Linked DNA regions of Homo sapiens: region 1 is linked to region 2. Evidence: read pairs that join two places in POLR2A ChIA-PET (ENCODE). Cell type or tissue: Panc1. All regions are shown on one strand.

Region 1 (2,500 bases), 810 kb before region 2:
TCTCAAAAAATAAAATACATTGGGGTCATCCACACAGACTTTAAGATTGGGGATTTTACCTTTTAACTAAGTAGTTATCTGTAGGATAATGAGGCTCTACTAGTGCTACTGCCAGGAAATTCAAGTCTAAGCCTACCTTAGTTCAGGGGACTTCATACGACATTAACTGGCATCAGCTGCATGTTAGACCAGATGAATATGCTTGTGATTAATAAATCAGGGTAAAATGGTCATTTCCCACCATCTGGTTTTTGGTGGCCTTTTCTGTAGTTCAGTAGAGTCAGGTGTGTAGATCTGGGTAATCAGGCCCTGGGCAACTTCAAGTTCATGCTCTTGTTATTTTGTCCAGGATTTGGCACCAGAACAGCTCCCTAACTGCTGAGGAGGAATGAAGGACAACAGACACTCACAGCTTTCCTATTTCAGGGCTGGCAGCAAAGGATTCCAGGCTTTAGGAAACTCCTCAGACTGGGAAGCTCAGGGGAGATACTTACCTTGATGTAAGCAGCACCTGTTGAAGGGCAGCCCGTCTTTTTTTTTTTTTTTTTTTTTTTGAGACAGAGTCTCCCTCTGCCACCCAGGCTGGAGTGCAGTGAAGTGATCTTGGCTCACTGTAAGCTCCACCTCCCGGGCTCAGGTCATTCTTCTGTCTCAGCCTCCCGAGTAGCTGGGACTACAGGCACCCGCCACCACACCCAGCTAATTTTTTCTATTTTTTTGTAGAGATGGGGTTTCACCGTGTTAGCCAGGATGGTCTCGATCTCCTGACCTTGTGATCCACCCACCTCAGCCTCCCAAAGTGCTGGGATTACAGGTATGAACCACCGCGCCTGGCCAGGGGCAGCCCATCTTAAAAACAGTAGCGTTTTCCATAGAGAGAGAGGTTTCATTTGGAATGTTTTAGGCCGTTCTTGTGCTGCTATAAAGAAATACCTGGCCAGGTGCGGTGGCTCACGCCTGTAATCCCAACACTTTGGGAGGCCGAAGCAGGCGGATCACAAGGTCAGGATTTCCAGACCAGCCTGACCAAAACGGTGAAACCCCATCTCTACTTAAAAAAAAAAAAAAAAAAAAAATCATGGCACCAGGCATCTGCTCAGTTTCTGGTGAGGCCTCAGGAAGCTTCCAATCATTACAGAAAGCCAAGTAGGACCCAGTGTATCACACAGTGAGAGCAAGAGCAAGAGAGAGACTTGGCCTGAGTAGGGGGATGCCACACACTTTTTTTTTTTTTTTTTTTTTTTGAGAGGGCGTTTCGCTCTTGTTGCCTAGGCTGGAGTGCAATGGCGATCTCGACTCACTGCAACCTCCACCTCCCGGGTTCAAGCAATTCTCCTGCCTTAGCCTCCTGAGTAGCTGGGAGTACGGCTACAGGCATGAGCCACTGTGGTACCACCCCTGGGCTATTTGTAACTTCTTTTTTTTTTTTTTTTTTTTGAGACGGAGTTTTGCTCTTGTTGCCCAGGCTGGAGTGCAATGGCGTGATCTCAGCTCACTGCAACCTCCGCCTCCCAGGTTCAAGCGAGATTCTCCTGCCTCAGCCTCCCGAGTAGCTGGGATTACAGGCATGTACTATCACGCCCGGCAAATTTTTTATTTTTTTTAGTAGAGACAGGGGGTTTCTCCATGTTGGTCAGGCTGGTCTCGAACTCCTGACCTCAGGTGATCTCCCTGCCTCGGCCTCCCAATGTGCTGGGATTACAGGCGTGAACCACCGCGCCTGGCTTTTGTAACTTCTTATAATGCTAGTAAAAATAGTAATTTCTCTTTCCCATTTTGCATTTGTAATTTAAAAAAGTATTTGTCTTATTAAAATAATCAGTCTGGAGGAAAAGCTAGAATTTTGGGGGTGATAGTTCTTTTTTTTTTTTTTTTTTTTGAGACGGAGTCTCGCTTGTCGCCCAGGCTGGAGTGCAGTGGTGCAATCTCAGCTCACTGCAAGCTCCGCCTCCCGGGTTCAGGCCATTCTCCTGCCTCAGCCTCCCGAGTATGGGACTACAGGCGCCTGCCACCACGCCCGGATAATTTTTTTGTATTTTTAGTAGAGATGGGGTTTCACCATTTTATCCAGGATGGCCTCGATCTCTTGACCCCGTGATCCGCCCGTCTCGGCCTCCCAAAGTGCTGGGATTACAGGCGTGAGCCACTGCGCCCAGCCTGGGGGTGATAGTTCTTATAACATGATACTGAAAAATACAGCCAGGTGTGGTGGCTCATGCCTGTAATCCCAGCACTTTGGGAGGCTGAGGACGGTGGATCACATGAGGTCAGAAGTTTGAGACCAGCCTGGCCAACATGGAGAAACCCCATCCCTACTAAAAATACAAAAATTAGCTGGGGGTGGTGGCACGCCCCTGTAATCCCAGCTATTTGGGAGGTTGAGGCAGGAGAATCCCTTGAACCTGGGAGGTGGAGGTTACAGTGAGCTGAGATAGAGCCACTGAACTCCAGCCTGGGTGACAGAGCGAGATTGTCTTAAAAAAAGAAAAGAAAAAGAGTG
Region 2 (2,500 bases):
AGTGATCGCAGGGCAGCCAACTGAGGAGATGGGAGTGTTACCAGCGCTGAATTTACATGGTCTGCAGCAAGCTCAGTTCTTGCCTCCTCAGAAGAAAGAATTCAACTGAGGGGCATAAGGCAGAGTGAGAGACTGAGGCAAGTTTTAGAACAGGAGCGAAGTTTATTAAAGAGCTTTAGAGCAGGAATGAAAGGAAGTAAAGGACACTTGGAAGAGAACCAAGCAGTTGACCTGAGAGATCAAGTGCGCTGTTTGACCTTGACTCGGGGTTGGCATACTTCCAGGGTCTTGCATCCCTTCTCCCCTGATTCTTCCCTTGGGGTGGGCTGTCCACATGCATGGTGGCCTGTCAGCACTTGGGTAGGGGCGCATGTGCAGTGTGTTTACTGGAGTTGTGGGCATGCTCACTCAAGATGTGTTTCCCTTACCAGTCCAGTGTTCCTAGAGGAAGATCATCGGCGATTTTGCCTGTTAGTGATCATCTGCGATTTTGCCTCTTAGTGCCCATGCTTGAGCCTACTCGCCCAGCTCCTGAGATCTTATGGGAAGCTGCTGATCACCAGTTTCAGGTGTTTCTATCTTTTGGGAGACTGCCTTTCTCTGGCACCAGCTGCAATCAATTATTATTTTAGCGAGATAGCTTAACAACTGCCTGACCATCACCCAATGGTTGCTTGACATTCCTGGGGTTAGGGGGTGGGGGCCTCTCCTGCTCTGCTCATGCCTGACTAGCTATCTACTGTAACAGGAGGAGACCTTCAAATCCATCTCCCCAAGGAATTCTGAGCTGGGTTTGTTTGTTTGTTTGTTTGTTTTGTTTTTTCTTGAGACAGAGTCTCGCTCTGTTGCCCAGGCTGGAGTGCAGTGGCAGGATCTCAGCTCACTGCCACCTCTGCCTCCCAGGTTCAAGCAATTCTTGTGCCTCAGCCTTTTGAGTAGCTGGGATTATAGGTGTGTGCCACCATACCCGGCTAATTTTTGTATTTCTAGTAGAGACACGGTTTCACCGTGTTGGTCAGGCTGGTCTCAAACTCCTGACCTCTTGATCTGCCCACCTCGGCCTCCCAAAGTGCTGGGATTACAGGAGTGAGCCACCGTGCCCGGCCTGAGCTGGGGTTTTTAAGGGGATTGTAGAGGGGGAGAGGCTGGAAATTTGGTATCGTTTATGGGTTGGGGTAAAGGGGGTGAAATCATCAGGATGTAGAAACTGCATTCTTTGGTGAGTTAGCTCCCTGTGGGGTCTTTCACAATGGCTGTCATCAGTAGTTTCACTGATATGCAGGACCTGAAAGAATACCTCAGGTGGAAAACAATGTTTTGCAAGCTTAAGTTGTCTGATGACAGGGTCCGCATGATTCTGGGACAGTAGGCAGCAAACAACTATGAGGAAATGGCTCAGAGTTCAACATGACCTCATGATGAATGCTGAATGTGCTGCAAGCTTTGTTTATTTTCATTTCTCTCCCTCCCTTCCTCCCTGATTTATTTTATTTTATTTTGAGATGGAGTCTCACTCGGAGTGCAGTGGTGTGATCTCAGTTCACCGCAACCTCCACCTCCCGGGTTCAAACGATTCTCCTGCCTCAGCCTCCCGAGTGGCTGGGATTACAGGTGTGCGCCACCATGCCAGCTAATTTTTGTACTTTTTTTTTTTTTTTGAGACCAAGTCTCGCTCTGTAGCCCAGGCTAGAGTGCAGTGGCGTGATCTCAGCTCACTGCAACCTCTGCCTCCCAGGTTCAAGCAATTCTCCTGCCTCAGCCTCCAGAGTAGCTGGGATTACAGGTGTGCACCTCGGCAGAGTAGCTGGGATTATAGGCGCACCCCACTGTACCCGGCTAATTTTTTGTATTTTTAGTAAAGACAAAGTTTCACCATGTTGGCCAGGCTGGTCTTGAACTCCTGACCTCAGGTAATCTGCCTGCCTCAGCCTCGCAAAGTGCTAGGATTACAGGTGTGAGCCACTGTGTCCAGCCTAATTTTTGTATTTTTAGTAGAGACGGGGTTTCACAATGTTGGCCAGGCTGGTCTCGAACTCCTGACCTCAAGTGATCAGCCTGCCTTGGCCTCCCAAAGTGCTGGGATTACAGGTGTGAGCCACCGCACCTGGCCCCTGATTAATTTTATAAAGTTTGTTGGGACGGTTTCATTTCCATCTTGGTACACACAGAGTTTCTTGTCCTTTTGTTGTTGCTACAGCTGCATAGTGTTCTATCACATGGCTGTGCCATAGTTCATTTTCCAGTCCTCTGTGAATGGACATTTGTGTTATGTCCAAATTTGTGCTATTACAAATGCTGCAGTGAATGCCTTTGTACGTATATCATTTTCTTCCCTGACAGCTATATCAAGATAAATTCCCAGAAATGGGATTACAGGGTTAGACAGTTTTGTTGAATCTTGTCAAGTTGATCTCTATAAGGGAGGTACCAATTTTTATTCCCATCAGCCATATAGGAGATTTTTGCCACCCTGAGATATGATACAGCCCTGTTTTCTAAT

Evidence for each region. ChIA-PET counts read pairs that join two places held together with the same protein. Peaks named below come from ENCODE experiments on the same cell type or tissue, not always from the same donor. Only the 100,000 strongest peaks of a DNase experiment are listed, where the experiment ranks them.
Region 1: POLR2A ChIA-PET joins it to region 2 with 9 read pairs; 2 of 35 experiments call an interaction of 5 or more read pairs at or near these places.

Annotation. Positions count from the first base shown.
Region 1 is chr1:10,453,636-10,456,135 of GRCh38, forward strand. No RefSeq gene overlaps it. Among named protein-coding and RNA genes, the nearest start is that of CORT, 4.9 kb to the left of the region's middle. In Panc1, no CTCF peak of the experiment used is centred here; no DNase peak of the experiment used is centred here.
Region 2 is chr1:11,266,485-11,268,984 of GRCh38, forward strand. No RefSeq gene overlaps it. Among named protein-coding and RNA genes, the nearest start is that of MTOR, 5.2 kb to the left of the region's middle. In Panc1, no CTCF peak of the experiment used is centred here; a DNase peak (open chromatin) is centred at 1,385.